Regions from separate parts of the Homo sapiens genome. Here all the other regions are linked to region 6. Evidence: chromatin contacts called from ENCODE Hi-C or POLR2A ChIA-PET data. All regions are on one chromosome and are shown on one strand. The core of a region is the stretch at or near the end of the contact, and the rest is flanking DNA. Distances in the headings are between cores, read along the strand shown. Region 1 holds the start of SLC7A6OS (solute carrier family 7 member 6 opposite strand). Region 2 overlaps SLC7A6 (solute carrier family 7 member 6). Region 3 holds the start of ESRP2 (epithelial splicing regulatory protein 2). Region 4 overlaps SMPD3 (sphingomyelin phosphodiesterase 3). Region 5 holds the start of SLC7A6 (solute carrier family 7 member 6). Region 6 holds the start of CHTF8 (chromosome transmission fidelity factor 8).

Region 1 (4,561 bases), core at 382-2,881, 820 kb after region 6:
TGCAGAGCAGATGGTCCACTACATTCATTCAAAATGTATTTGCTAGGCGGTGGTGGCTCACACCTGTGATCCCAGCACTGTGAGGGGCCGAGACGCAAGGATATCGAGTCTGGGAGTTCCAGACCAGCCTGCGCAACATAGTGAGACCCCGTTCTCTACAAAAAATTTTTAAAAAAATTAGCCGGGCGCGGTGGCCTGTGCCTGTAGTCCCAGTTACTCCCAGCTACTCGGGAGGCTGAGGTAGGGGAATCACTTGAGCCCGGGAGGCAGAGGTTGCAGTGAGCAGAGATGGCGCCACTGAACTCCAGCCTGGGTGACAGAGTGAGACCCTGTCTTAAAAAAAAAAATATATATATATATATATATATATAAATATACATATATTAAAATTAAAAATTACCCGAGTGTAGTGGCGCGTGCCTGTAGTCCCAGCTACTCGGTAGGCCGAGGTGAGGATCGCTTGAGCCCAGGAGGTCAAGGCTGCAGTGCGCCTCGATCACACCACTGCACTCAGCCTAGGCAGCAGAGTGAGACTCTGTCTCGAAAAAATAAAATAACAAAATTTATTAAATACCTTCTATGTGCCAGGCACTATATTAGGGACTGGAGCCACCACCACAAGCTAGAGAAGACCCTTGCCCTCCAAGAGCTTAGACTCTAATGAGAGAGTAATACAAATTACAGACTACATGAATGCAAGAAATACACAGAGCGTTGTAGAAAGAGAAAACCAAGGTTACAGAAGGACTCTGAGGAAACTAGCATTTGAGATCTACAAGACAGACCGGGATAAAAGTTGGGGAAGAGTTTTTACAGGTCAGGAATCCTTACCCCAACTTTCCCAAGAAAAGGCCCTAAGGTAGAAAGAACTAGGTTGCATAAGCAAAATGTGCCAAAAGCCTGAGCGACCGAAGCACTTTTGCAGAAGCCCCCCGCTCCTCATCTCCTATCACATCTTCTGCTCAATCAAGCTGGGCCTTGTCGACTTCGGAAAGGCGTTTGGATTTTGTTCTAAAAGCACTGGGAGCCACTCAAGAGTTTTAAGCAGAAGCGTATCTACACTAGGCTTACGCTTTTACAGGACCACTCTGGTTGGCGTGTAGTGAATACACGACTCTCCAATTACTCAGAACAGTGAGTGGCAAAGACAACAGGTCTGGCAATCAGAGAACTCGTGGCCCAGTTAGGGGTGCGATGGTTGGAGCTACTGCGGTCTCTGTGGCTGAGGGGAGGCGCCAGGCACGAGTACTGCGACAGAGCCCCGCGAGTGGCAGGCACCCGGCTGCACTGCAGAGCCGGGGCCAGCCTAGAACCCCGCTCTCCTGCAGGCCCGGGTGTCCCGAGCTGCCCCACGCGGAGGAGTCCAAGTAGGCCCACGCTAGGCTCCTCTGCCGAAACCCTGGTGCCAAGGACACCATGCTCGCTGCACACAGAACCCCAAAGCGACCCCACCTTCCCAGCATACCCAGCGCCTCACCCGCCGCGGGAAACCCTCCGCTCGCCTCCGCTGCTACCACTTTTACCGCGGCCAGCACGCGGGGCGGGACCTCGCAGCGTCGAGGAGCGTGCTGGGGGGCGGGTCCTAAAGCAGAACTGGAAAGCTATCCCATCACACCCCGCGAGCTCCCACAGTGCTCAGCGGCAGCCACTATGGAGGCCGCCAGGACCGCTGTACTCCGGGTGAAGCGGAAGCGCAGTGCGGAGCCGGCGGAGGCTCTTGTGCTCGCTTGTAAACGCCTCCGGAGCGACGCGGTCGAGTCAGCGGCACAGAAGACGTCGGAGGGTTTGGAGAGAGCGGCGGAGAATAATGTCTTCCACTTGGTGGCCACTGTGTGCTCCCAGGTATTGGGCGTGGTGCAGCTGGTGTGGAGGGCATCTTCGGGTGCAGCCGGTACGAAACCCGATCCCTGACCCGCTCGCGAACTCCTGCTTACGCTGGCCTCCGTCCCCTGTTGCCCCCTAGGAGGAACCAGTCCAGCCTCTCCTGCGGGAAGTTCTGCGCCCGTCACGGGACAGCCAGCAGCGTGTCCGCCGTAATCTCCGCGCCTCGGCTCGGGAGGTCCGGCAGGAGGGCCGCTACCGGGTGCTTTCCAGCCGCCGATCCTTGGGGACCACCTCGAGCGGCCAGGAGTCCGAGTACACGCCGGGGAACCCAGAAGCCGCCGGGAACTCGGGCTTTCAGTTGTTAGACCTTGTCCACGAGGAGGGAGAACCTGAAGCCGCCTCTGCAGGCTCCTGCAAAGTGAGTATGCCCCTGAAGGTGGTCGCTGGGCTTCTCAGGATGGTAATGCAAGAAGACTGGGCCCAGTCGCAGCACAGTTTCATCTTAAGGGGATGGATGATCCATCCGGCGTGACGGCCTCATTTTACAGATTTGGTTGTTCATCCAACATGTGTTTACTACGTGCCTACGATATGCCAGGTATTTTTTTAGATTCTGTGGATACAGCAGTGAGGACCTAACATGCAGGTAGACAGAAACAGTAAACAAGTCTATTCAGTGTCAGATGATGATAAGGGATGTAAGGAGGCGGGGAGACAAAGCAGGAAGAGTGGTGCCACTTCAGTGAGAGTGTCACTGAGGAAATGACATTTGAGTGAAGACTTGCAGAAGGTGAATGGCAGGGTATTCCACATATCGAGAGGACTTCTAGGCAGAGAACCTGAAAGTAAAGAGGCCCTTAAGCCGTTTCTTTGCTCCTTGCAAGGTGCCTGGAGCCCGGTGAGCTAGAGGAGAGCAGTAAGGAATTTGAGGGGAGGATGCCTGCTAGGTACTTGCAAGGACATTGCCTTTCACCCTGACTGAGATGGGGATCACTGGAGCAAAATAGAGATAGAGCAGGTAGGAAAATTGATCAAAGAGAGGTTAAAGGAATAGTCCTGGATAGCATATCAAGTTTGAGGTAGATTTAGGTCTAGAATGCAAGTTTTCTCACATTTAATCCAGTGCTTTTCTTTATATTACATTTGCTAACTTCATTTGCAATCACTTCCAAAAAAAGTCTACTACATGCAGCAAAACTACAGAAATGGAAAATTCTCCTTGAGGCTGGGCACAGTAGCTGACGCCTAATCCTAGCACGTAGGGAGGCCCAGGCGGGAGGATCACTTGAGCCTGGGGAGGTCAAGGCTACAGTGAGCCATGATTGTGCGGCAGTGGCATTTCAGCCTAGGTGACAGAGTGAGACCCTGTCTCAAAAAAAAATAAAATACTCCCTGTAATCCCAGCGCTTTGGGAGGCTGAGGCAGGAGGGTCGCTTGAGGCCAGCCTGGGCAACAAAGCAAGACCTTGTCACTACAAAAAGGAAGAGGAAATTAGCTGGGCATTGTGGCACGCGCTTGTAGTCCTAGCTACTGGGGAGGCTGGGGCAGGAGGATCACTTAAACTCAGGAATTAGAGATTGCAGTGAGCTGTGATCAAGTCACTGCCCTCTGGTTTGAGCAACAGAGCAAGATACTGTCTCTAAAAAAAAAACCAGAAAATTCTCAACATAAAGTGTGCCCTCTCTTTTTTTTTTTTTTTTTGAGTCAGAGTCTCACTCTGTTGCCCAGGCTAGAGTGCATTGGCATGATGCTGGCTCACTGCAACCTCCAACTCCCGGGTTCAAGCAATTCTCCTACCTCAGCCTCCCAAATAGCTGGGATTACAAGCGTGAGCCACCACACCCAGCTAATTTTTGTATTTTTAGTAGAGACGGGGTTTCGCTATGTTGGCCAGTCTGGTTTTGAACTCCTGGCCTCAGTGATCCGCCCGCCTCAACCTCCCAAAGTGCTGGGATTACAGGCATGAGCCGCTGCGCCTAGCCAATATGCCCTCTCTTGATAAACATTTTTATAGAACTCATTTTAATTATTTTTGCAACTTAAAACAATTATAATTCAAAATGAATCCACAAGCAACAAGCAAATGGTACTAGTGTAATTGTTTATTGTTGTTTTTGTTTTGTTTGAGATGGAGTCTCGCCCTTGTCGCCCAGGCTGTAGTGCAGTGGCGCGATCTCGGCTCACCGCAGCCTCTGCCTCCTGGATTCAAGCAGTTCTCATGCCTCAGCCTCGCGAGTAGCTGGGATTACAGGCATGAGCCACCACACCCGGCTAATTTTGTATTTTTAGTAGAGACGGGGTTTCGCCACCTTGGCCAGGCTGGTCTTGAACTCCTGACCTCAGGTGATCCACCCGCATCGGCCTCCCAAAGTGCTGGGATTACAGGCGTGAGCCACCACGTCCAGCTGGTGCTAGTGTAAGTGGATAGCAATTTGTGTATGATGTCCATAGCCACATCTTTCACCAAAACATTCCAGACTAATGCATGACTTACAAAATGTGTAAAGTAAACCAATGCTCCGTGGAATTGAATCAAGTAAATAGTTCACTAGGCCGGGCACAGTGGCTCATGCCTGTAATCCCAGCACTTTGGGAGGCTGAGGCGGGTGGATCACTTGAGGTCAGGAGTTCAAGACCAGCCTGGCCAATATGGCAAAACCCCATTTCTACTAAAAATACAAAAATTAGCCGGGCGTGGTGGCGGGCGCCTGTAATCCCATCTACTCGGGAGGTTGAG
Region 2 (4,434 bases), core at 327-2,826, 850 kb after region 6:
CTCAATGGCTTCAAAGAGCTTTCACTCAGTACACTGGCCAGTAACACAGGTGCTTACTAGTCAATCATGATGTGGGAGTAGGGGGACAGTGGTCAAATGGGAGGGGAGAAGCAGCCCAAAGAAATGCATGCTGCTGGCAGGTCTTCCCAGGGACCTACCCTGATGATCAAAGCTACCTGTATGGGGTTAAGCCTCAATCAGCTAACATAAGGATTACCTAGTTAATAGGTACCAGTAATCCATAGGCCCCTACACAGTACAGTAGCCATGTTTTGAAGTACCTGCCCAGCTCCTTCTTGGGAATTGCTCCCCCTTCCCTATCATGACTGATGGAGCCAGACACTGGACCCAAGTTGAGCCTGTTACATTGCCTCTCCCAGAAACACAGAGTTGGAATACCAAGAAACTGAATCTAACAGTAATGGGCAGAAGGGTCAGGAGCTACAGCAAGTGAAAGTCACATACAAGCCCTTAGTAACAAAGGGACAGAAACCATAAGTAAATAGAGGAAGGAAGCAGAACACAAAAAGAAGCAGAAGTGGGAGGGCATGCAGCTTAGACAAAAAGACAGACAGGGGGCCGGGGCAGCGGTGCACACCTGGAGTCCCAACTGTGTGGGAGGCTGAGGTGGGAGAACTGCCGAACCCAGGAGTCCGGGCCTATAGTGCACTGTAATAGCATCTGTGAATAGTCACTGCACTCCAGCCAGGGCAACAGAGTGAGAACTTGTCTCTAAAAAAAAAAAAAAAAAAGACGAGAAAATACACAGAAGAGACAGAGGGGTGAGAGATAAGAGACAAGGAGGCAGAGACAGAAGAGGATAAAAGGAGAGAAACACAAAAAGGTGGAAATAAACATGGAGAAAGAGACTGTCTGACAATATCCTGGCAGTGCTAACTGTGCTTCTGGTTTGCAGCTCCAAGGGGAAGAGAAGCTGATACACTCCTCAGACCCACTAACTGGCACTGGGTCTCACTTCTGATCCTTCTCCTTCCTTCTATCCTGCCATAAATGTCCTACAGGTTTGGTCCTCTCTGTGCACAGGTAAATATTACACACAGTGGAAATTCAACTATGTGCTAAACTAATGAATAAAGAAGGCTGCTTGTGGAAATGCCTGCAGAGTCCATTCCAATAGACCAGCTGGAAGGATACAAAAGCACCTGGTCAGAGTGGCTCCTCTGGGGAGAAAGACTAAAGCTGTGGAGAGGGAAGGAGACTTTTTCCACTCTGTGGTTTACCATGGTTTACCGTGAACATACGCCTCTTTCTAGATAAAAATAAAAATAGTTCGTGCTCACTTCAGCAGCACATATACTAAAATTGGAACGACGCAAAGAAGATTAGCATGGCCCCTGAAAATTTTTAAAAGAATTTGTTTAAAAATAAAAATGGTTCATTAGCAACAATGTAGCACCAGAAGGCAGAGCCAGGGTAGTGTGAAGCTAGGAGGCACCTAGGGCACAAAATTTAAGGAGGCACTCACTCTCAGGGGACCACATGCCGGAACCTGAGAGTGAGTACGCCCTTCAACGCTGACCCCAGGCACCTCGTTTGCCTCACCCTACTATCAGCCCTGCCAGAGAACAGAGAGCTCCTAGAACAGTCTGTCAAGCAGAAGCCAAGTCCCTTGACTGTTCTCCTGATTCTAATTAAGAAACAAAATTTCACCATCTGATCCTTACTCCTCTATTGCTTCCCAGAACTCCCAGCCCCCCTAGCTTACCATAAACTATCAGAGTTCAAACAAAGTCAACAACTGGGCCTTAAAGCCAGATGCTAAGATTCAGCTACCACAATTAAAACATCCAAGCCTTCCCTCTTCTCCTGATCTCATTTCCTTGCTGGACAAGCCTGCACCAAGGAGCGTGGGACCCACGTGAGGGTCTTCAAGGCTCTCTGGGAGCTTATTGCTGAGAAAGGAGTACTCAAATGGCAGATCCAAACTGAAAGCCAAAGCAGAAACAAATCCCCAAAGTCTCTGTGGCAGACATGGCTAGTTATCTTCCTCTATCTGTTCTTCCCTTTTTCATTCGTAATAGAAATTTTAGCTGAAGGCATGGCTGTCCAAAATAAAGCTGACATTGCCCAGCCTCTCCTGCAGGTAGGTACGGCTGTGCAACCAGGTTTTCTCCCGGGATGTATGCAAATATTTCATATAAGACCTCAGAAAGTGTCTTTAAATGGGGGAGGCAGTGTCTTTGTCCTTCTTGTCAGTTACAGTGCAGACATGACAGCTAGAGCTTCAATAACCATCCTGGACCACCAGCTAGAAGTCACAGGCTGAGGATGGCAGGAAGACAGAAGGAATAAACCTGGCTCCCTGAAGAACTGAAGTCATCCAAACCACACTGCCTCCTTTTAACATGTGAGAGAAACAAACATCAACATGTTTGAGCCATGCTGCTAAAGGTTTTCTGTTGTCTGAAACCCAAGTTAATAGTGAATAACATATGCACCCTCTCGCAGAACTGTGCCTTTCATACTCTCTTTCTGATGAGGAGATTGCCTGGCAATCTGAAGCTGTACTCCCAGCTACGCTGACAGTAGTCACAACTCTCTTTTCCCACAGGCAACAGAGAGCGGAGGGAAACCTTCCAATTCCTCCCAGACAGGCTGAATGTTATAAAGGGGCATTCAAGGACAAAGGAGTGCAACCGTAAACAAAAAATAACAACAAAAATGTGGAAGAAAGGCCGGGCGCAGTGGCTCACACCTGTAATGCCAGCACTTTGGGAGGCCGAGGCGGGCAAATCACAAGGTCAAGGGTTTGAGACTAGCCTGGCCAGTATGGTGAAACCCCGTCTCTACTAAAAATACAAAATAATTAGCTGGGCATAGTGGCGTATGCCTGTAGTCCCAGCTAATCAGCAGGCCGAGGCAGGAGAATCACTTGAACCCGGGAGGCAGAGGTTGCAATGAGCCAAGATCACGCCACTGGACTCCAGCCTGGGCAACAGAGTGAGACTCCATCTAAAAAAAAAAAAATGTGGAAGGAAGAAAGGAAGAAAGGCAGGGTAGGGAGGGGACAACTACAAGACATTCAGGAGTGAAATGCTCTCCAACACTCCAGGGGAGGTAAACCCTTCCAAATGGGGATCCCAGAATCAGTGGCTACCTCCTGGGATGTATATAAATATGTAATGTATGTGTCTTTTTTTAAAGTATCCTTGTTTTTTTGTGGTTTTTTGTTTTATTTTGTTTTTTAAGAGACGAGTTCTTGCTATGTTGCCCAGGCTGGTCATGAACTCCTGGGCTCAAGTGATCCTCCTGCCTTGGCCTCCCAAACTGCTGAGATTACAGGCATGAGCCACTGAGCCTGGCCAGTGTCTTTGTTTTTAATTACACAAATACATTTAGTCCCATTATGAAAGCATTCGAACTATATATAGGGTTGGAGTCTTGAAACAACTATGATCAAGACCCAGTCCTCCCTAGCCCCGTATCACTCTCAGAACAAGAAAGTTGTCTGTCCATAGCAACTAGCCAAAATGAGGAGCGTATCTTTTCTACTGAGAACTCTGACCAGGCCTGGGTCCAAGAGAGCAGGAAAGCATGGAAACAATGGATACTCAGGGATCATACAGTGTTTCTTCTTCCCTCCAGTCTCATCCTTCCCAGTCTCCCTCCTTCTCTTCCTCCTGCTCACTGTCACCCTTGCCAAACAAACTCAGGGGGAATGGAGTCTCAGCTGTGAGCAGGCGCTGGGCTTTGATGCCGCTGTGTCAGCAATGAACTACTTCCATGTTGAAATCTTCAAAGCAAATACTTTCCATTGATGTGTATAAGCCTACACAAGAGGGAGGATCCCGAGGTCAAAGCCCACAAAGCTAAATGGGCTGACAACACCCAAGGCAGAAACACCACCCTTCTGCAGTCAAATCAAGTACTCTTATAATACTGGGCACCTGGGTTACTGTGAATCCTGCTGGTCACCTAGGCAAAGAGGAGACCCTATGTACCTACCTCAAGAACCAACATTTCTCCCCATTAGTCCCACAAGTGAGTATGAGCCCCTAAACTTACTGAGTTCAGTCAGCAGCCTGTGGCCCTGCCTCACCACATAAGATTCCAAAACCCCAGAACACATATGAACAGAGTGCACCCTTAAGACAGAGTTTCTCAACCTCAGCACTATTGACATTTTAGGCCAAGTAAGTCTTTATTGTGAGAAGCTGTTCTGTGCATGGTGGTATGTTCAGCAGCACCCCGACCTCTACCATTAGAAGCAAAAAGCACCCCCTTCCAGGAGTTGTGACAACCAAAAGTGTCTCCAGATATTGCTAAATGTCTCCTGGAAGATAAACTCCCCTCTGGCTGAGAACCACTGTTCTAGGATAATTAGTAGGTAAAATAAAATAGCCTGAAATCTGCAAAAAGCTGCTTGGATCTCCTTGCCAGTATAACCTGGGAAGGGGATGGGGTACAGCCAGA
Region 3 (4,686 bases), core at 1,534-4,033, 900 kb after region 6:
GGGGGGTTGGGGGGCAGAAAGAAGCAATGAGGGTCGGTTGGGGTCAGGAGTGTGGGTTGTTTAGTAATAATGGGGTCATCTGGAAGGACTCATCTGAAGATGAGTAAGGGATCTCAGCAAAACAGGACCCCACCCTCCTGCCCAGTATTTAAACGAATTTGGTTTTTAAAGAAGAATGCAAGGGTTGGAGCTGAGTGCACGGTAGCTCATGCCTATAATTCTAGCCCTTCGGGAGGCCGAGGTGGGCGGAGTTCGAGACCAGCCTGGTCAACATGGCGAGACCCCGTCTCTGCAAAAAATACAAAAATTAGCCAGGCGTGGTGGCTCACGCCCGTAATCCCAGCACTGGGAGACCGAGGCGGGTGGATCACCTGAGGTCAGGAGTTCGAGACCATCCAGCCTGATCAACATGGTGAAACCCCGTCTCTACTAAAAAAATACAGGCGTGGTGGTGCACGCCTGTAATCCCAGCTACTTGGGAGGCTGAGGCAGGAGAATCGCTTGAACCCAGGAGGCGGAGGTTGCAGTAAGCCGAGATCGCGCCATTGCACTCCAGTCTGGGCAACAAGAGCAAAACTCCGTCTCAAAGAAAAGAATAATAAAAATTAAAAAAATAAAATAAAATAAAAAGAATCTAAGTTGCAGGAGTTGTCTTGCTATGGGGGCAGCCGGATGGGCATCCGGGGTAGTTTAGGGGAGCCGCACTGTGCTACCAGCCCGTGCCTCAGGTTCACGACCCAGCGGCGACTTGGACACGCATAAGCGCGTCTTCCGTGGGAAAGCGCTCAGGACTGCCAGAGACGCCACAATGGAGCAGTCACCTCGCGAAGGTGGCTTCCGGGAAGAGCGGGCGTCGAGACTCAGGCTGAAGAGGAAAAAGGGCCTAGAGGCTGCACAGATGAGGTCGCCAGGAGGGGCGAGAAGGAGACCGAGTAGCGCCCAGACCTTCGGGCGGGGACGCTGTGACCCTGTGCTGTAAGAGTGGAACCCAGACAGGAGCCAAGGAGGAAGCGACGTGCTTCTGTGGAGCTTTAGGAATGCGGCGGTTAGGGCCACTGGTTTAGGGGAGTTGGCTGGAAGGGCGTGGCCGGAGGAAGGGCCGCCTCCACCAAGCGCAGGCGCCCTACCGGGCGGGAGGGGGAGGAGCGTTACTCGCGGTTGCGCCCCGCCCCGCGAACAAATATTTGACATTCCAGGCTTATCGGGAGGAGGGGCCCGAGGAGCAACGTTCTCCCTTCCCCCGCGCCTGATTCGCTTACCGCTTCCGGGGGAGGAGACGCATGGGCCAGTGCCCGGGTGGGCGGTCCGGAGATGGACAGCCGCGCACCAAGGCCCGCCTCCACCTGTAGGGAAAGTAAAGTGCTACTCGCTCGAACCCGCCGGGCGAAGGAAGCACTTCCCATGCTCTCCCTGTCGCCGTGTCCGGGCGCGAGTCATTTCCGTCCCGGGCGCCTGTTTCTTTAGCTGCCAAGTGGAGCTACGCTGAGCTCTCTCCCCCCGGGCCTCGCCCCTTTCCCGGGCATGAGCTCTGGTGATGCGCCCGGGTGCCCCGCTCTCTCCATTGTCCAGGGGCCGGGCCGCAGCACCCTCCTTGTCCGAAAGCGCGTGGTGCGGCTCCCGTCTCAGTCTCGAGTCGGGCTAGGCAACCGCGTGACTCAGTTCCCGCCACGCTGGAGCCCCCTCCTTCCTGCTGGATTATTCAGTTTCTCAGTCACTTATTCAGTTTCTCAGTCACCTCCCTGGGAGAGTTTGGGAAAGTAAGGAACGGCCGGGAAACGCGCCATAAAGGAGCCTCACCAAGCTCCACTGGGCAAAGGGAGGAATGGGAGCCCCAAATGCGGGGCTGTCAATTGGGTTGTAGGTGCGGGATGGAAAAGGGAGGATCTGCAGCCCGCATGCGCGCACACACGCTCAACGCTAGCCCCCCATCGGCCAGAGCGCTCGCAATCTCCAGGCAGCTTCTCCACCGTCCAGAAAGGGACGAAAGCAGGCAGGCCCCCACACGTGGGGTAGGAGTGAGGCTCCAGGCCCGTTCTACCCCTCTCAGCCTCGTCTAGGGTGCAGCTCTCTGCGATTTGGGGGGTTCCTTTCCCCAGCATTGAGGCCTGCCCACTCCCAACCCACAACGACCGCGCTCTGGCACTTCTCAGTGCCAGGCTAGCGCTCGGCCCTAGCATCTGCGTGGACAAGCCCTTCCCTGTGATCCCTGGTGACCACCCCACAGCTCTAACAACGCTGATGTTCCCGCCGCCCTCCCCTTTCCCAGGTGACTTCTGGTGATCCCCCTACAGGGTGATACCCGGCAACTCTCACCGCCCCCTTGACCCTTTGACTTCCATCAACCCCAGACCTGCCGTGTTGACCCCCACAGCCCCTAGACTGCCTCCTGGTGACTTCCATACTGGAGAAGGCCTCTGTCTTGCACGCTCCTTTGCAGAGGCCTGACGACCCCTGGGGAAGAGTGGGGGGAGAGCGGAAGAATGGGTTAGCCCCCAAAATCAGGCAGGACCAGCCCTGGAAGTAGGAATCCGGATCCTAAGCGTGCGCCCAGGCCGGGAGCGTGAGCTCTTGCGTCCTGGGTTGAGTTCTGGCGGCCCTCCCCCAAGGTTCCCGGAGCCGCCCCGGTCACGTGGCCGGCGGGGCCGGCAGGTAACTCGCCTGGAGAGGGCGTGGGCCGGTAGCCGCCCCGCCCCGCGGGGCGCCACGGGCGGGTCTTGGCAGCGCCCACTGAGCCAGCCGGGCCGCAGGTGCCGCCCCCGATACACGGTGTCCCGCCCAAGCTGATCCGCGTCTGCGGTCGGTCGGTGCGTGCGTGCGCCTCGTCGGTCCGCGTGTCTGGCCGAGAGCCCCCTTCCTCTGCGGCCATGACTCCGCCGCCGCCGCCGCCCCCTCCCCCGGGCCCTGACCCCGCGGCCGACCCCGCCGCGGACCCCTGCCCCTGGCCCGGATCACTGGTCGTCCTCTTCGGGGCTACGGCGGGTGCGCTGGGACGGGACCTGGGCTCGGACGAGACCGACTTAATCCTCCTAGTTTGGCAAGTGGTTGAGCCGCGGAGCCGCCAGGTAGGGTGGAAAAGAGGCGGTGAGGTCCCCAGGGAGCTTCCGGGGTCGAGGGGCGCGGCTGATCGGTTTCCCCCGCCGCTCACAGGTGGGGACGCTGCACAAATCGCTGGTTCGTGCCGAGGCGGCCGCACTGAGTACGCAGTGCCGCGAGGCGAGCGGCCTGAGCGCCGACAGCCTGGCGCGGGCAGAGCCGCTGGACAAGGTGCTGCAGCAGGTGAGCGCCGGGGTGGGTGGCGGCATGGCCTGGACGTGAGGACATTTCTGGGCGGGATTGGCGGCCGGAGGCTAGGCCTGGCGTGCCGCAACCAACCGGTCCAGGCGGCAGGACTGGGCTCTTGTTTGAAACTTTGAGCGACTCTCGCGTGTGCGTGCCCCTTTCATCCGCGCGTGCCAGCCATTCCCCTGGGCTCCTTACTTTTCAACCATTGCAGGAACCTACTCCTACCGAAGGGATCGGGACGCAGGCTTTGGGATCCATCCCCAGTTCCCGCCCGGGGAGCGAGGCCGAGACGCCTTTGGGAGACCTGCTGGGTCAGGTCTCCCTGAGCCGCAGCCGGAAGCGAAAGGGGTCGAGGGGCCCATATAGGTCACCTGTCCTTGCGGCCCGCGTCTTCGGCCTGCTTGGGAGCTGCTGGAGCGGAGGCGTAGGGCGGTGTCGGCCCTAGAGGTAGACGCCGCCAGGTGTAAACTGCTCGTCTAGGCCTGTCCCGGCCGGCTGGCCAGGCGTGGGCGCTGTCCCGGCCTGGCCTGGGGGACTATCTGCCTGCTGAGTGCAAAGGCCTGGGGTGCCTCCTGCCCTAGCTGAAGTGGGAGGTGGTTTCCATTGCTGTTTTCTTTTCCTTATCTTCACTACGGCGCTCATTCTATGTCTGACTCTTGAGTGTAATTAGTGTAAGTCCTTTTTATACACTCACGTTCTTTCATCTTCCAACAACTCTTGTGGTTCCTGATGAGGAGGCACCACGATGATGATTCCTTGTCTGTTCCAGAAGGGCTCCCGGCCCTTCACTTGGGGAGTTTGCTGGAGGAGAGCTGGGTTGCCTTGCTCTGTCAGCCCCAAGTTGTAAAGTGTCACAGAATTGGCAGGGAGGGTTCGTGGGTCACTGATTAGTGTTTATACTTCTCCAGCAAGGATGGAGGCTGGGGGAGGGCTGGGCAGCCTCAGGAGTGCCACCCCCTCTATGAGCAAACAGCTCAGTGCCAGCCGGTCAATAGGATGTGGGTCAAAGCTCATGCTGCCCCTGATGTCCAAGTGTGGAGCTCTGTCCTTGGAGTTTCTCTGCCCCTCGGTTGGTCAGACCTGGAGGCGGGGCTGCCATTGACCATGAGCCTTCTGGGCCTCAGGCAGGCCTGGGCCTCCCCCACCTGTCTGAGGGTGGTACCCGGTCAAAGACAGGTTTAACCTGCTTTGCCCCGCCCCTTCCCACCTGCTTGTCCCACTCCAGGTGTTTGCTCTGGCCCCACTCCAAACTCCTGGAGTGTGTGTGTTGAGGGCTTCGGTTATATGTGATTGCCCTCATTTGGCCTGGAGGAGGTGACAGTGGACTGGAACAGGGTTGGGGGGTGAGGGGAAGGGACATAGGGCTAGGCTCAACAGGCGTGGCCTCTTATTCCCAGGCAGGAT
Region 4 (4,467 bases), core at 932-3,431, 760 kb after region 6:
ATCTATTCACGGCTGGAAGACAAGGGCCTGGCCGGTGGGGCAGCCCTGCTCAGTGAATGGAAGGGCACGGGGCCTGGCAAAAGCTTCTGCTTTGCCACTGCCAACGTCTGCCTCCTGCCCGACTCACTCGCCAGGGTCAACAACCTTTTTAACACCCAAGCGCGGGCCAAGGAGATCGGGCAGAGAATCCGCAATGGGGCCGCCCGGCCCCAGATCAAAATTTACATCGACTCCCCCACCAATACCTCCATCAGCGCCGCTAGCTTCAGCAGCCTGGTGTCACCACAGGGCGGCGATGGGGTGGCCCGGGCCGTCCCCGGGAGCATTAAGAGGACAGCCTCTGTGGAGTACAAGGGTGACGGTGGGCGGCACCCCGGTGACGAGGCTGCCAACGGCCCAGCCTCTGGGGACCCTGTCGACAGCAGCAGCCCGGAGGATGCCTGCATCGTGCGCATCGGTGGCGAGGAGGGCGGCCGGCCACCTGAAGCTGACGACCCTGTGCCTGGGGGCCAGGCCAGGAACGGAGCTGGCGGGGGCCCAAGGGGCCAGACGCCCAACCATAATCAGCAGGACGGGGATTCAGGGAGCCTGGGCAGCCCCTCGGCCTCCCGGGAGTCCCTGGTGAAGGGGCGAGCTGGGCCAGACACCAGTGCCAGCGGGGAGCCAGGTGCCAACAGCAAGCTCCTGTACAAGGCCTCGGTGGTGAAGAAGGCGGCTGCACGCAGGAGGCGGCACCCCGACGAGGCCTTCGACCATGAGGTCTCCGCCTTCTTCCCCGCCAACCTGGACTTCCTGTGCCTGCAGGAGGTGTTTGACAAGCGAGCAGCCACCAAATTGAAAGAGCAGCTGCACGGCTACTTCGAGTACATCCTGTACGACGTCGGGGTCTACGGCTGCCAGGGCTGCTGCAGCTTCAAGTGTCTCAACAGCGGCCTCCTCTTTGCCAGCCGCTACCCCATCATGGACGTGGCCTATCACTGTTACCCCAACAAGTGTAACGACGATGCCCTGGCCTCTAAGGGAGCTCTGTTTCTCAAGGTAGGAGACCTCGGCCCAGCCTGAGGACCACGTGCCAGCTGGTCCTAGAGCCATGTAGGCAGGGGGGCTGCAGCGGGGAGTCCTCATCGTCATGGGGGCTGGAGTGGGAGGTTGGAGTGGGAGGCAGACGCGGTCTTTCCTGGAGCCAAACAGCAGGGCCCTGGCTCGGGGACAGGGTCAAGACCAATGCAGGGATGAGCACCGAGGCTCTGGGCTCAGACAGACCCATCTGGGTGATCTGGGCCCGTTCCTCAGATCTCTGAGCCACCATTTCCCCAACTGTAAAGTGGAGAGAGGGTGGGAGTGGAACAGAGCAGTAAGGCCTGGGAAGGGTTCCGAGCTGGCGCAAGAGTGGCGGTGGTAGCCGTGGAGATGGTGGCAGTGATAAAGTGAGGAAGAACAGGAGGTAGGGGCCCTGTCGGTTCATAACGAGGCAGAGAGACCAGCCCAGACCAAGCGCATCAGGCAAGCAGACGGGACCCTCAGGTCTCCAGGCCGTGACACCGCCTGGCTCACTGAGGCCACTAGCTTCCCTGGCCTGGACACCCCTCCCTCCTGGCTGTCGTGCAGCTGCCCTGCCAGGCTGTCTGCCCACCAGCCATGGTTTCGCTTCCATAGTCACTAATTAAAGTGAATCATAATTATTTCTGCTAATTTGGATTCGATTGGAGGAGTTTTTAGGCTGTGGTAATTTGGTCATTACACATTATCTTCTACTGCGCCTGAGATGCTCAGAGTGTCGACTTTTGTTCTCTATCCAAAAGCCGCTCATGGTGCTTCCACGGTTTTCTGAAGTGTCATTTGGCCAGTGGATGCAGCACAGGGCTTTCTGCCCTGAGAGGCAGCAGCTGTTTCAGATGTGGGTTCTGTCCCTTTAGGGTGAGACATGAAAAAGTGGTGGCTTTGCAGGGAGGGCTGCGGTTCAGAGGCCTGCCTAGGGCAGGTTTCCTCACTTCCCAGTTCGCCTTCAGAAGCAACCACACTCCGCCTGCCCAGGGAAACACTGGTGCGCAACCTGGCGCCTGCCATGAGTGGCAGAGCTTGTCTTCAAGCCCTATGGGAGCCAGGGCAGGCAGCAAGGGCCCTGGCCCCCACTTCTGGTTCGTCCATGGCTCTTGTGTGGCTCTGCCAGGCCCAGAGTTTGGGTCCTCTGCTCTTCATTCACAGCAAGGGATGCTGAAATTGAAGCAACTCCTGACAGATAGATCCAACCTTCCCATTTTGGCATATGGTCCGTTGGTGTTCTGTTCCCTGGATATATTTTTGTCTCGACAGCTAGAGTGACTTTCTGGGGAGGAAGGGGATGTGTTGCCAGGTCCAGGGTGGGAGGATGTGCCCCTTACTCCCACCCCTCACTCCCACCCTACTACAGGTGGCTCAGAGGCCGGGCCCTCCCCCGCCCCCTACCCCAGCCCACTTCTGCACAGATCAATCCACACATCCTGTCCCCACCTCCCTCCTCTGTGGGGCACCCTCACTGTTCCCACTGAGCTCAACAGTGTCTGCCTGGGACAGCCCCTCCTCCCAGGTTCTGTCCTGAAAGTTCTTTTCATCTTCCTCTACCTCCTGGGTCTCAAACTGTAACCTGATCTATGACATTCAAAAATTTTTTGTATTGACCAATTTTTTTTTTTTTTTTTTGAGACGGAGTTTCACTCTTGTTGTCCAGGCTGGAGTGCAGTGGCACGATCTCGGCTCACCACAACCTCTGCCTCCCGGGTTCAAGCAATTCTCCTGCCATGGCCTCCCAAGTAGCTGGGATTACAGACATGCACCACCACGCCTGGCTAATTTTTTATTTTTAGTAGAGACGGAGTTTCACCGTGTTGGTCAGGGTGATCTCAAACTCCCGACCTCAGGTGATCTGCCCACCTCGGCCTCCCAAAGTGCTGGAATTACAGGCGTGAGCCACCATACCCAGCCTTGACCAATATGTTAAAATCAAGATATTTCACAGAAAACCCGGTTTGCAGGTTCTCTCAGCAGCCCCAGGCCTGCCACATTCCGTACCCCACGCGGCTGCAGTGAGCTGGAGCCGTGGTTGGCTGCCCCGCAGTGGGGTTTCCCAGCAACCATCATGACACCTGCCTGGGAGTGAGACTCTGCAGCTTCCATTTCTGCCCTTTCTGAGGCCCCTCTGCTTTGTCCTGGCCCAGACCTCTCCCCCCAGCCCTACATCTGGCTGCCTCCAGGACACATCCCCATTCACTCGCAAACCAGACTCAGCCTCTGCCCCGGGCTGCTCCTCTTCTGTGTTCTGCCATCCTGAAGCCAGAAGGACCACCTTGGCTGCTCTGTCCTGTGCCCGACCCATCCATTCCAGGCCCCTAGCTCACTTTCCAGATGGCCCTGGGTGCACCCCACATCTCCAGCTCCCTTGGCCCAGGCCCCCTCCTCTGCATCAGCCCTGCTGTGGTTTCAGCCACCCTCCTCGTCTGAGGCCAGGTGTGACTCCTCTTATGCCCTCCACTGCCTCAGGAAGTCTGAACGTCACCTTGTACCACCTCCCGCCCCCCTGCCCCCGCCACCCTTAGCTCCAGCTCTGCCCCAGCCACAACCCCGATGAGGGGCTCCTGTACCCCTGGCCCCTGCTTGTCTTGGTCCCACACTGGGTGTGGCCACACCACCTCATGGAGCTCCCTCAGCGGCCAGCCACACAATCCTCTCTTCCCTTCATGGGCTCCTCTGCCCTCGTGCCCAGGGTCTTGTCTGTCCATCAGACAGAGCACCAGGACAGCAGAGCTGTGGTGTGCCCAGCACACGCGGATCCCAGCGCGGAGAAGTGAAGTACGTGGGGCTGCCTTGGGGACAGGCCCAGCCGGAGAGGGGCCGGGACGCTGGAGGGACTCGCTGCAGAAATCAGCGGTCCCCTCCTTCCCGGAAGGCCCTCATGGTTTCCCGTATGGGACTTCAGAGCCTTCAGGGAAATGTGGCTCTGTGAAGGAAGGGACTGGAATCCCTTTTTCCTCACCTACAATAGAGCCTTATTCTGGACACCTCTTCCGTTGACAGTCTTTGCCCGCCAGGACTCAAAGGCACAGCCTTTCGTGTGATTGCTTGTTTTTGCAAGAGAAACACAAGGCTCTGCGGCTCCCAAGGCCACGAGCCAGGAATCAATGAGGCCCAGCAAATAATCAAGTGGATCTTGGTGAGATCACACGGCAGATGAGGAGGGAGAAGCGGGGCGGGAGGGAGCAGGACCTCGTCACTCCTCCGGCCAGTGGGTTCTTGTCGTGCAGGGCCCAGTCTGAGGCCTCCCTGCGAGTGTCCAACCCTGTCCGGGACACAGCGCGGGGCAGGTGACACCAAGTGTTGGATGAGTGAGAGGCTGACGCCTTAAGACCAACAAACAGGCGGCCGGGGAGAAACCGCAAAGACACCAGCCCCTCAGAAAGCAGCGCAGAGCAGCGCACAGCAGCGCACGACAAA
Region 5 (4,145 bases), core at 658-3,157, 870 kb after region 6:
CAGTCCTAATTACTAGCAGGTTCCATGACACCCACAGGGTGGGTATAACTGAAGTAGCCAGCCCAAACCTGTCAGAGAACTGGCCTTGTCACATTAAATCATGTAAGTCTAGGCAGCTCTGGGGCCCCAGGTCCCGTGGGCACCGTTTACATAACTTTTTTTCTTTTTTTTTGGAGATGGAGTCTCGCTCTGTTGCCCAGGCTAGAGTGCAATGGCGCAATCTTGGCTCACTGCAACCTCCGCCTCCCGGGTTCAAGCCATTCTCCTGCCTCAGCCTCCCGAGTAGGTGGGACTACAGGTGCCCACCACCACACCTGGCTCAATTTTTGTATTTTTAGTAGAGACGGGATTTCACCATGTTAGCCAGGATGGTCTCGATCTCCTGACCCCGTGATCCGCCTGCCTCGGCCTCCCAAAGTGCTGGGATTACAGGACTGAGCCACCGCGCCCGGCCTGCATAACTTTTTTAGAAACTAATATACATCCAAGAAATTACAGCAGGAAGCACAAAGGTCAGGAAATTTCTTCTACTAAGAAGTTCCAGGGAGATGGGGATCATAAAACCGGTATATGCAATAAAAATACATCCACGGCCAAATAGGGAAGGAGGACAAGGAGAGGAAGAGAGGAGAAAATCAGGCTGGTGGTTTTCCACACACTTGCCAGGAAAATAAACTCCAGTGTAACGACTTGAATAACGATCTGAGATCAAAGTTGGGAAGCAAAAGCCGTCTGCGCAGCACACATGGGACCTGAGTAATGCAGGCAGCCTGGGCAGGTCCCCAAAAGGCCTCACCGCCACCAAAAAGAGGTGGAACTGATATAAGGAAGTACTCACAGCCTTTCAAGTCTGCTCCTCCCAGATCTGAAATCTGGGAGCAGTTCTGAGAGACAAGCCCCGGATGGCTGGGCACTGAACAGCCGCCCTGCGAGATGAGCTGCCCTGGCTTTTTCCCCTATCAAGGGCAGAGACTGAATTCTTTTTAACTGTGTCACCAAGCCCAGGGCATACAAGAGGTACTCAAAAACGTGTTCGCCGACACCCTGATTCCTATTTATACTGACCATTACACAACATGTTTGCTTAGAGCCCAGCAAAGAATTTTCAGAATGTTTCACGTCTATCTCCCCACATTCAGGAGAGATAGTCACACAAGATGACAGGCTATAGGGACGCTCAAAAGAGCCATAATCACCAGGGGCACGCGGGTTCCCCAGCGCCAGCAGCCCAACGCTCCAGGCTCCAGCACGCCACAAAACCTTGCGGCATTCTCTAAAGTAAAAGGACTGATTTTAAAATGATAATCGTCATTCTTGCGACAGCCCCAGGAAGCCTGGCTCCTGAGGTCCTGAGCCCGCGTCTTTCTTTGCCCCACCGCGGCCGCCACACAGCACAGGTTCTCCGTCCTGCAGTCGGAGGCGCAGTCACAGCCCCACTCAGGGTCACCGTCGCACAGTCTCACGCTCGCGGCGCGGCCCGCGCACTCAGCGTCCCGGTCACCCTCGCACCTGGGGTTTCCCTCTCCACACACACCCCCGGTCTCCCTCACACTCGCCGCGTCGCCAGCACACCCCAAGACTGGCTCCCTCGCGGTCACCATCAGCCTCCGGGGCTCGCACCCATACAGCGTTTCTCCCACACTCGGCCCTCACGCTCGAGGTCCCTCTCTCCTCGTGGCGCCCCCCCTCACCCGCAGCGCCTCTCGCGCGGCCCCGATCGGCCAGCCCCGCGCTGTTTCTGGGCCGCATCCCGCTCCCGACGGCGGCAGCGAAGACCCACAGGGTTCGGCTCCCACAGAACGCGGCCCAGCCCCGGCCCCGCTCCCGGCGCGCCCGCCCATGGCCCAGCCCGTTACCTCCCAGTGGCCCGGCGCCGCCAGGATGCTCGGTCGCGCCGCCGCCGCCGCGGCAGCTCAGGCCCCGCCCCGCCACGTCACCCGCCGCCGGATCGCGACAGCGCGCGCCGCGTCGGGACACAGTTCCGTGCGGGGCCAGCTGGCGGCGGCGCTTCCGGGCCCCCGTGGCCGCCACGGCCTGGCCGGTACGGGGTCCGCCGGCCCAGAACGTGAGCGTGGACGCCAGACAGCCCCCAGCTGCCTCGTCAGGGCTCGAGCAGCCCGTGAACTGGGCCCGGCCACGCTCGCCGCCCTGGAGTTAGATGGGGCCTCCGAGGGCGTCCACAGCGGACATTCCCGCGGGGAGCTCTCATCGGCCCCCGCACCCCGTTCCTATCTCGCACTTGACCTGGGCCCGACGCCCAGGGCGCCCCCTACAGCTCACACAGGGATCCAAACGGCCTCCGCCGCCGGGCCACTGCCACTCGCAGTCTAGGAACCCCAGGAAGACACACACTCTGGGGACTTGTCCAAACACACGCACAGCTCAGACTCGTAGCCCTTGAGGCCCCCGCACCCACAAAGAAACTGCAGGCTCCCTTTGCCAACCCCAGGCCTCCCTGGGGCTCTGTCCTCATCTTCCCAAGAGGGCTGCCACCCCTCTTGGGGGAGCTGCACCTCCTGCCCCCCCTCTTGGGGGAGCTGCACCTCCTGCCCCCTTCCCCTCCCTCTGTTTGCTCCTCCATCTTTCTCTCGAGTTCCTTTTCCTCTGGTGGCTCTGGGGCTCTCTGTCTAGAGCCTCCTGACCTCATGGGCGCCTGAGCCCTCCTCCGAAATTTCCTGTCCACACCTCAAGCACTGACTTTCTCCAGGGCCCTGGAATCTTTTCCCCCAGCCTTATGACCACAAGTACACGTCCTCTGGTTCCAGACCATACCCAAGACCCTGCTCCCTGCCACCCAGTGACAGGGACCCAGCCAGAGATGGGTAGCACCTCAGACCCTTCCTCCCCACTCCTCCCACGGCCTATACCTCGTTTTCTTCTCCCCAGCCACAACGGCTTCTCAATCCCTATCCTGCTCCCCTTACCCCATCTCCACAGAGTAGGGGATGCTCCTAGAATACAGATTGCGATGACTTTGTATCTCCCCTGCCTAAAACCCTTCCATTCTCCTCTCTGCAGGCCTGGGATGACAATACTTGAGGAATCCTCGCTGGTGCTGCCCTCCTGCCCTCTGCTTGGAACCCCTCCCCTAAGTGTCAGTGAGTGGACGTATATATTTGGATCAATCGAGTTGCACCCTTTGCCTCCCAGATCAGTTCCTCCGGCCTCCCTGGCTGAGCAGAAGGACAGCTCTGGACACTTGTGTCAGCACCCAGCCCACGTGTCCCTGCCACAGCTTCATATAAGGTATGCCGGCTCAGCCGGGCCTGGTGGCTCACGCCTGTAATCCTACAACTTTGGGAGGCTGAGGCAGGCAGATCACCTTGAGGTCAGGAGTTCGAGACCAGCCTGACCAACATGGAGAAACCCCGTCTCTACTAAAAATACAAAATTAGCCGAGTGTGGTGGCACATGCCTGTAATCGCAGCTACTCAGGAGGCTGAGGCAGGAGAATCGCTTTAACCCAGGAGGCAGAGGTTGCAGTAAGCCGAGATCGCGCCATTGCACTCCAGCCTGGGCAATAAGAGCGAAAGTCTATCTCAAAAAAAAAAAAAAAAAAACACCATATGCCAGCTCCGTCTGGCTTTGCAGTCTCATACCCAGTTACGTAGCCCATCAGCTGAAAGCCCAATGTACACCACACCCTGAATCAGATGTTCTCCAACACCATCAGTGTTCCTCAGGACCACCCTGCAGGATACATTTATTTGTAACCATTCTTTTCTTTTGCTTTTAGAGATCTTGCTGTTGCCCAGGCTGGAGTGCAATGGCTATTCACAGGTGTGATCATAGCTCACTGCAGCCTCGAACTCCTGGTTTCAAGCGATCTTCCTGCCTCAGCTTCCTACTTGGGACTACAGATTTATTTCATCTTTTTTTTTTTTTTTGAGATGTATCTCGCTCTGTCTTGCTCAGGCTGGAGTGCAGTGGTGCCATCTTGGCTCACTGCAGCCTCCGCCTCCCAGGTTCCAGTGATTCTCCTGTCTCGGCCTCCAGAGTAGCTAGGACCACAAGGCATGTGCCACCACACCTGACTAATTTTGTATTTTTAGTAGATATGGGGTTTCACCATGTTGGCCAGGCTGGTCTTGAACTCCTGACCTCATGTGATCCACCCTCCTTGGCCTCCCAAAGTGCTGGGCTCA
Region 6 (4,043 bases), core at 1,400-3,899:
CATTCAAGAAACATTAAGCAGTGGCTTTGTAGGAGGCGCTTGATAAATGGTGGGAATGCAGATGTGAGTATCACTGACATGGTTCCTATCCTCATAAAATTGGAAGTTCAGCATGGAAGAAAGACATTAAACAAACACACAAATTATATAGTTATAACTGTTACAAATGACAAACAGAAAAATCATAATATGGCCATGACTGTTAAAAAAAAAAAAAAAGAAGAAGAACAAGACCAAGAAAAAGATAATCAGTCTGGTATGAGGGCTCACACCTGTAATCCCAGCACTTTGGGAGGCTGAGGTGGGCAGATCACTTGAGGTCAGGAGTTCGAGACCAGGCTGGCCAACATGGTGAAACCTCGTCTCTATGAAAATAAAAAAATTAGCGAGGCATGGTGGCACACCTGTAATCCCAGCGACTTGGAAGGCTGAGGCAGGAGAGGGAGGCAGAGGTTGCAGTGAGCCAAGATCACGCCACTGCACTCCAGCCTGGGTGACAGAGCAAGACTCCGTCTCCAAAAAAAAAAAAAAAAAGAAAAAGAAAAAAAAAGAAAATCACAGGATGCAATAAGCACACGCCAGCGCATGTTCTTCATACCACAGAATGTAACCCATTTGTGGTGGTCCTGTAGTTTTTACCTTTTGATTAGTTCTTCAGGGGTGAGCTCAGTAAATCATCCCTTTCCACATTTCCTAAACCCACCTCTCAGGGAAGGCAATTCTCTGAATTGCCTTCCCTGAAGGCAATTCAATGAAGGTTCTATGCCTGTGTTTCGGTTTATCATATTTATTTTACAGGTTGGAAACTGTACACTTATCTTTCTCCCACTGGTCTTTGAGCTCCGTAAAGTTAGGGCCTCTGACATTTGTCTTAGTGCCCAGTATTTGCCACTCATTCACCGAGAAACATTTACAGAATGCCTAAATTCCAGGTACCAGGCTGCTGGGCACTGAATTCACTCATTTGCCCATCTACTCATTTATATCACAGCACCCAGTACATAACAGTCATTCAACATGAACTAAGATGTTGCACCCGAAGAAAATCACTAGTCAGTGCCCTTGGAGGGGAGAAGAAAAAGGACTAATAGACCTCTGCATACACCCAAAGGACATTTTACCTAATTTTAAATCTCCTTTACTCCCAAATGTAGACATGTAGGTCTACATTCTCTCAGACAGATGAACTTTGGAATCCATCTTCCCACATCACCAAAAAGTTTCTGATATTAAAACGTGTTATCATTTTTTCTGAATTGACAATGAAACAGTACTGATACTCCCTGCAGGAAATTTTGCTTACCAAAGCTGCAATGGTGTTGAGACTGATATACCAACAATTTCCCTTCCTGTGTCCAAAAGATCCAGCAAACCTCAGTTTCCAATGACAGGCAGTGAGATGTCACATTTCTAGGTAGGACCCTTCTAATCAACATTACACAGATTGAAACTGAGCTTCTCTTATCAGTTAGGAGATCTCAGAAGTTTGGTAGTTCTAAGCAACTTCAGAGGGGCTAGGAAGTCACTCAATCAGTTTGATTATAAAAGACATACAAGCTTCTTGAACTTCAGAAGAAATTAACATCAAAACACCATATCAGACTCCCAAATGACTTACTTTCTCCTGAAAGTAGTTTGCTGACAAGTTATAAATTTCCACAGTGCCATCTGTTCGTGAAACAGCCAATCTGTTTGACTGGTTATTGTAAGCCACACAGCGGATTCCTGATGGAACATAATTAAAGAAACGTACTCGATGGACCTTAAATTCACCCATTCCTAGGGGGCGAAAAGAGAGTCATTATTGCTATATGTTAACTGCAGTATGTCACATATAGTATTCAGTTCCTTAATATCACTGTTCTGGCTGGAAGGCTCCAACAACATCTCCCTGAAGTTCATTTCCAAATGGCTGCTAACAATGCCCCCCACAAGAATTACTCAATCTTCAAAAGCTCAGAATGGCTTGAATAATAAGGAGGCTTCAGCAAAAAATCAAAAAGGGTCCTACTCCATAGCTCCAGAGTTCCTATCTCGGGGCGCCTAGGAATCCGCATTTTAGCAAGCATCTCTCCTCAACTCTATTGCTAAGTTTGCAAACAACAGACCTAAACTGAGGTAGTGACAGTGAGGCTGATGGGGCAGGCAGAACCGAGCTCCTCTTGAGGAAGAAACGACAGGGTTTGACTTAATCTGGCTGCCTGGTCTGACGTCTGTCACTTACCCTACCCCGTCCCCCCGACGCCCGCCAACATATATACTGGCCGAGAGTAGAGACCAGGTCTTGTTCGCCCCTCACTGGCCTAGCTTCAAGGTTAGGAACCCGCAGACAGAGCAAGCGCGTTCGGTCGGGCCGGGGCGTCTGAGGCGCGCGCGGTCTTCGCCTCCCCTTCCCTCTCCCCGAGTCTACAGAGTAGCCCCCACCCCGCCTCGGGACAAGGAGACCCTCGGGACAAGGAGCTCAGCCGGACGCCGACCCTGGGCCGGCCACCTTGTAAGACCCCCCCAGCTCTCGCAGCCGCTTCCCACGCCCCTTCCCCAACTCACCAGCGGCCCCACGCTCCCCTTCCCGGTGCTCGCCTCTCTCCGCCCCGGCCCCACGTGCGCGCGCGCTCTCAGGCTCTGCCCCGGAAGTGCTCCTGGCGCATAGTCGGAAGTGCGCAGGCAGTGCTCGCGGCGGCGGCGACGGCGGCGGGAGGTTCGGTTGTCGCCCGTTGGCCGCGCGGCGCCGCGCTCGGCGGCCGCCATTGCAGGTCAGGCCGCGGGCGGGGGGCACGGGAGGCTGCGGGGAGCGAGGGCCGAGCCGGGATTGGGGGCGAGGGCGCGAGGGAGCGGGAAGCTAGGGAGCCGGGGCCGGGCGGGGCGCGCGGCTCGGAGAGAAGAATGGCGAGCCGAGGGGCGGGGAGCGCGGGCGGGGGAGGGGTGGCCGGGAAGGGGGAGGGCGGCGGGAGGGCGGCGCGGAGGTGGGGGCAAGCCCGGAGGGGCCTCCGGGGTGGGAGGGCCAGGAGTGTGGGGGAAGGGAGCGGTGTGGAGACGGAAGGCGGAGGGAAGGAAGGGAGCGAGCGGGGCGGAGCGGGAGAAGGGCGGAAAGGGTGGCCGAGCGCGGGCGGAGGACGGAGAAGGGGGCGGCGAGGGCCGGAATCTCGAGGTACGTGCGGGAAGGGGCTCTTCCCGGGGTTGGGAGGGAGCCCAGCCCGCTATGCTTGCGGGAGCGGAGTAGAACTGGAACCTAGGAAGTAGCGGGAAGAGCAGAAAGGGGAGTTCGGGGTGGGGGTTAGGACCGTGAGGTTTTGTTCCAGGTAACATTTGTAATCGTGGAGGGGGGAGGCTTCTGGGAGAGGTAATTGGAAGGGTGGTTGGAGAGTCATTCCAGGTTCTTTTGTGGGAGGGAAGCCGAGAGACGAGTGGGGTGGGGTCCTGGAGGAGTGGAGTACTTGAGAACCGGGAACAATTTGGAGAACGAGGGTGGTAGAGAAAGGACGTTTAAAGAGTAATCTTTGGGAAGAGGGTGAACGGTTTGGAAGACCACTCCAGTGGGTGGTGTGGAGGAAGGCGGTTTAAAGAATAGTTTCCCTGGGAGGCAGGAAAAGGGGTTAAAACAGCTTGTAATTTGGAGGGGGGTGGAGAAGAGGGGGGAAGCGGATTGAGAAGTCCCAGAAAGTGGGTGGGACTAGAAATAGGAAGTGTTTGTAGCTCTAGCAGAAAGGGTGGGAGGGGGCCGAGAGGGAGTGGGTGGAGAAGATGGGGGTGGGTGGGAGGAAGAGCACAGAGGGAGACTCTACGCCGGGCTAGAAAGGAAAGGGTTTGGGGGAGTACAGGGGGCCGTACCATTAAGAGGAGGACAGGCTAAGATGGGGCTGCAGAGTAGCAGAAGATGGAGAAAACTGCAGTAACTCAGATCGACTGAAGCCATCTTTTCCACCCATTGCTACAAATACCAGTAATTGATTCCCTCCAACGTGGGAATCCTAAAATGTGATGGGAAGTATCACGTGTATGCATAGCATCCACACACGTTTTTGAACACACTTCACTAATGTAAA

The links. A loop is a pair of places that touch in the nucleus more often than their neighbours do. ChIA-PET counts read pairs that join two places held with the same protein, here RNA polymerase II (POLR2A). Pooled maps may share reads with other maps.
Region 1: a loop to region 6 is called in a map of naive thymus-derived CD4-positive, alpha-beta T cell, with 31 times the contacts of the local background. The contact joins the promoter of SLC7A6OS here to the promoter of CHTF8 in region 6. A Hi-C loop is called at or near these places in 1 of 168 maps with a recorded cell type or tissue (naive thymus-derived CD4-positive, alpha-beta T cell) and 8 of 50 pooled maps. POLR2A ChIA-PET finds 5 or more read pairs at or near these places in 1 of 52 experiments (activated T-cell).
Region 2: a loop to region 6 is called in a pooled map, with 3 times the contacts of the local background. The contact joins the enhancer-like site here to the promoter of CHTF8 in region 6. A Hi-C loop is called at or near these places in 2 of 50 pooled maps. POLR2A ChIA-PET finds 5 or more read pairs at or near these places in 2 of 52 experiments (OCI-LY7 and RWPE1).
Region 3: a loop to region 6 is called in a pooled map, with 7 times the contacts of the local background. The contact joins the promoter of ESRP2 here to the promoter of CHTF8 in region 6. A Hi-C loop is called at or near these places in 2 of 168 maps with a recorded cell type or tissue (CD8-positive, alpha-beta T cell and upper lobe of right lung) and 8 of 50 pooled maps.
Region 4: a pooled map shows a loop between it and region 6 (3-fold over the local background). The contact joins the enhancer-like site here to the promoter of CHTF8 in region 6. A Hi-C loop is called at or near these places in 2 of 50 pooled maps. POLR2A ChIA-PET finds 5 or more read pairs at or near these places in 2 of 52 experiments (Caco-2 and T-cell).
Region 5: a loop to region 6 is called in a pooled map, with 4 times the contacts of the local background. The contact joins the promoter of SLC7A6 here to the promoter of CHTF8 in region 6. A Hi-C loop is called at or near these places in 5 of 50 pooled maps.

What each region holds. Positions count from the first base shown.
Region 1 is chr16:68,308,016-68,312,576 of GRCh38, reverse strand. SLC7A6OS (solute carrier family 7 member 6 opposite strand) reads left to right here and starts at 1,631. Exons shown (of 5, transcript NM_032178.3): 1 at 1,631-1,842; 2 at 1,964-2,242. The coding sequence starts at 1,651. PRMT7 (protein arginine methyltransferase 7) reads right to left here and starts at 1,558. Exons shown (of 19, transcript NM_019023.5): 1 at 1,478-1,558; 2 at 401-535. RefSeq lists an enhancer at 1,662-2,626.
Region 2 is chr16:68,281,178-68,285,611 of GRCh38, reverse strand. All of the region lies in intron 3 of SLC7A6 (solute carrier family 7 member 6), which reads right to left. It also overlaps the pseudogene RNU6-1262P. Among named protein-coding and RNA genes, the nearest start is that of SLC7A6, 19 kb to the right of the region's middle. RefSeq lists enhancers at 1,251-1,390, 3,572-3,866. Within about 2 kb of position 1,576, at least 16 of the 41 ENCODE cell types and tissues checked have a DNase peak (open chromatin) inside an H3K27ac peak, as active enhancers do; they include OCI-LY7, where a contact is called at or near this core.
Region 3 is chr16:68,234,224-68,238,909 of GRCh38, reverse strand. It overlaps ESRP2 (epithelial splicing regulatory protein 2), which reads left to right and starts at 2,783. Exons shown (of 15, transcript NM_024939.3): 1 at 2,783-3,062; 2 at 3,148-3,276. The coding sequence starts at 2,865. RefSeq lists enhancers at 232-818, 819-1,407, 1,408-1,995, 1,996-2,584 and silencers at 1,076-1,175, 1,206-1,295, 2,606-2,835.
Region 4 is chr16:68,367,430-68,371,896 of GRCh38, reverse strand. It overlaps SMPD3 (sphingomyelin phosphodiesterase 3), which reads left to right. Exons shown (of 9, transcript NM_018667.4): 3 at 1-1,038. Among named protein-coding and RNA genes, the nearest start is that of PRMT7, 59 kb to the right of the region's middle. RefSeq lists enhancers at 2,022-2,211, 3,176-3,375, 3,802-4,354, 4,355-4,467. Within about 2 kb of position 2,181, at least 2 of the 41 ENCODE cell types and tissues checked have a DNase peak (open chromatin) inside an H3K27ac peak, as active enhancers do.
Region 5 is chr16:68,262,288-68,266,432 of GRCh38, reverse strand. SLC7A6 (solute carrier family 7 member 6) reads right to left here and starts at 1,907. Exons shown (of 11, transcript NM_003983.6): 1 at 1,857-1,907. LOC124903704 (a long non-coding RNA gene) reads left to right here and starts at 1,976. Exons shown (of 3, transcript XR_007065096.1): 1 at 1,976-2,065; 2 at 3,019-3,246; 3 at 3,737-3,772. RefSeq lists an enhancer at 170-1,369 and a silencer at 1,742-2,021.
Region 6 is chr16:69,131,194-69,135,236 of GRCh38, reverse strand. CHTF8 (chromosome transmission fidelity factor 8) reads left to right here and starts at 2,649. Exons shown (of 4, transcript NM_001039690.5): 1 at 2,649-2,753. DERPC (DERPC proline and glycine rich nuclear protein) reads left to right here and starts at 2,649. Exons shown (of 3, transcript NM_001002847.4): 1 at 2,649-2,753. UTP4 (UTP4 small subunit processome component) reads right to left here and starts at 2,588. Exons shown (of 17, transcript NM_032830.3): 1 at 2,548-2,588; 2 at 1,619-1,779. The coding sequence starts at 1,777. RefSeq lists silencers at 2,540-2,899, 2,920-3,069.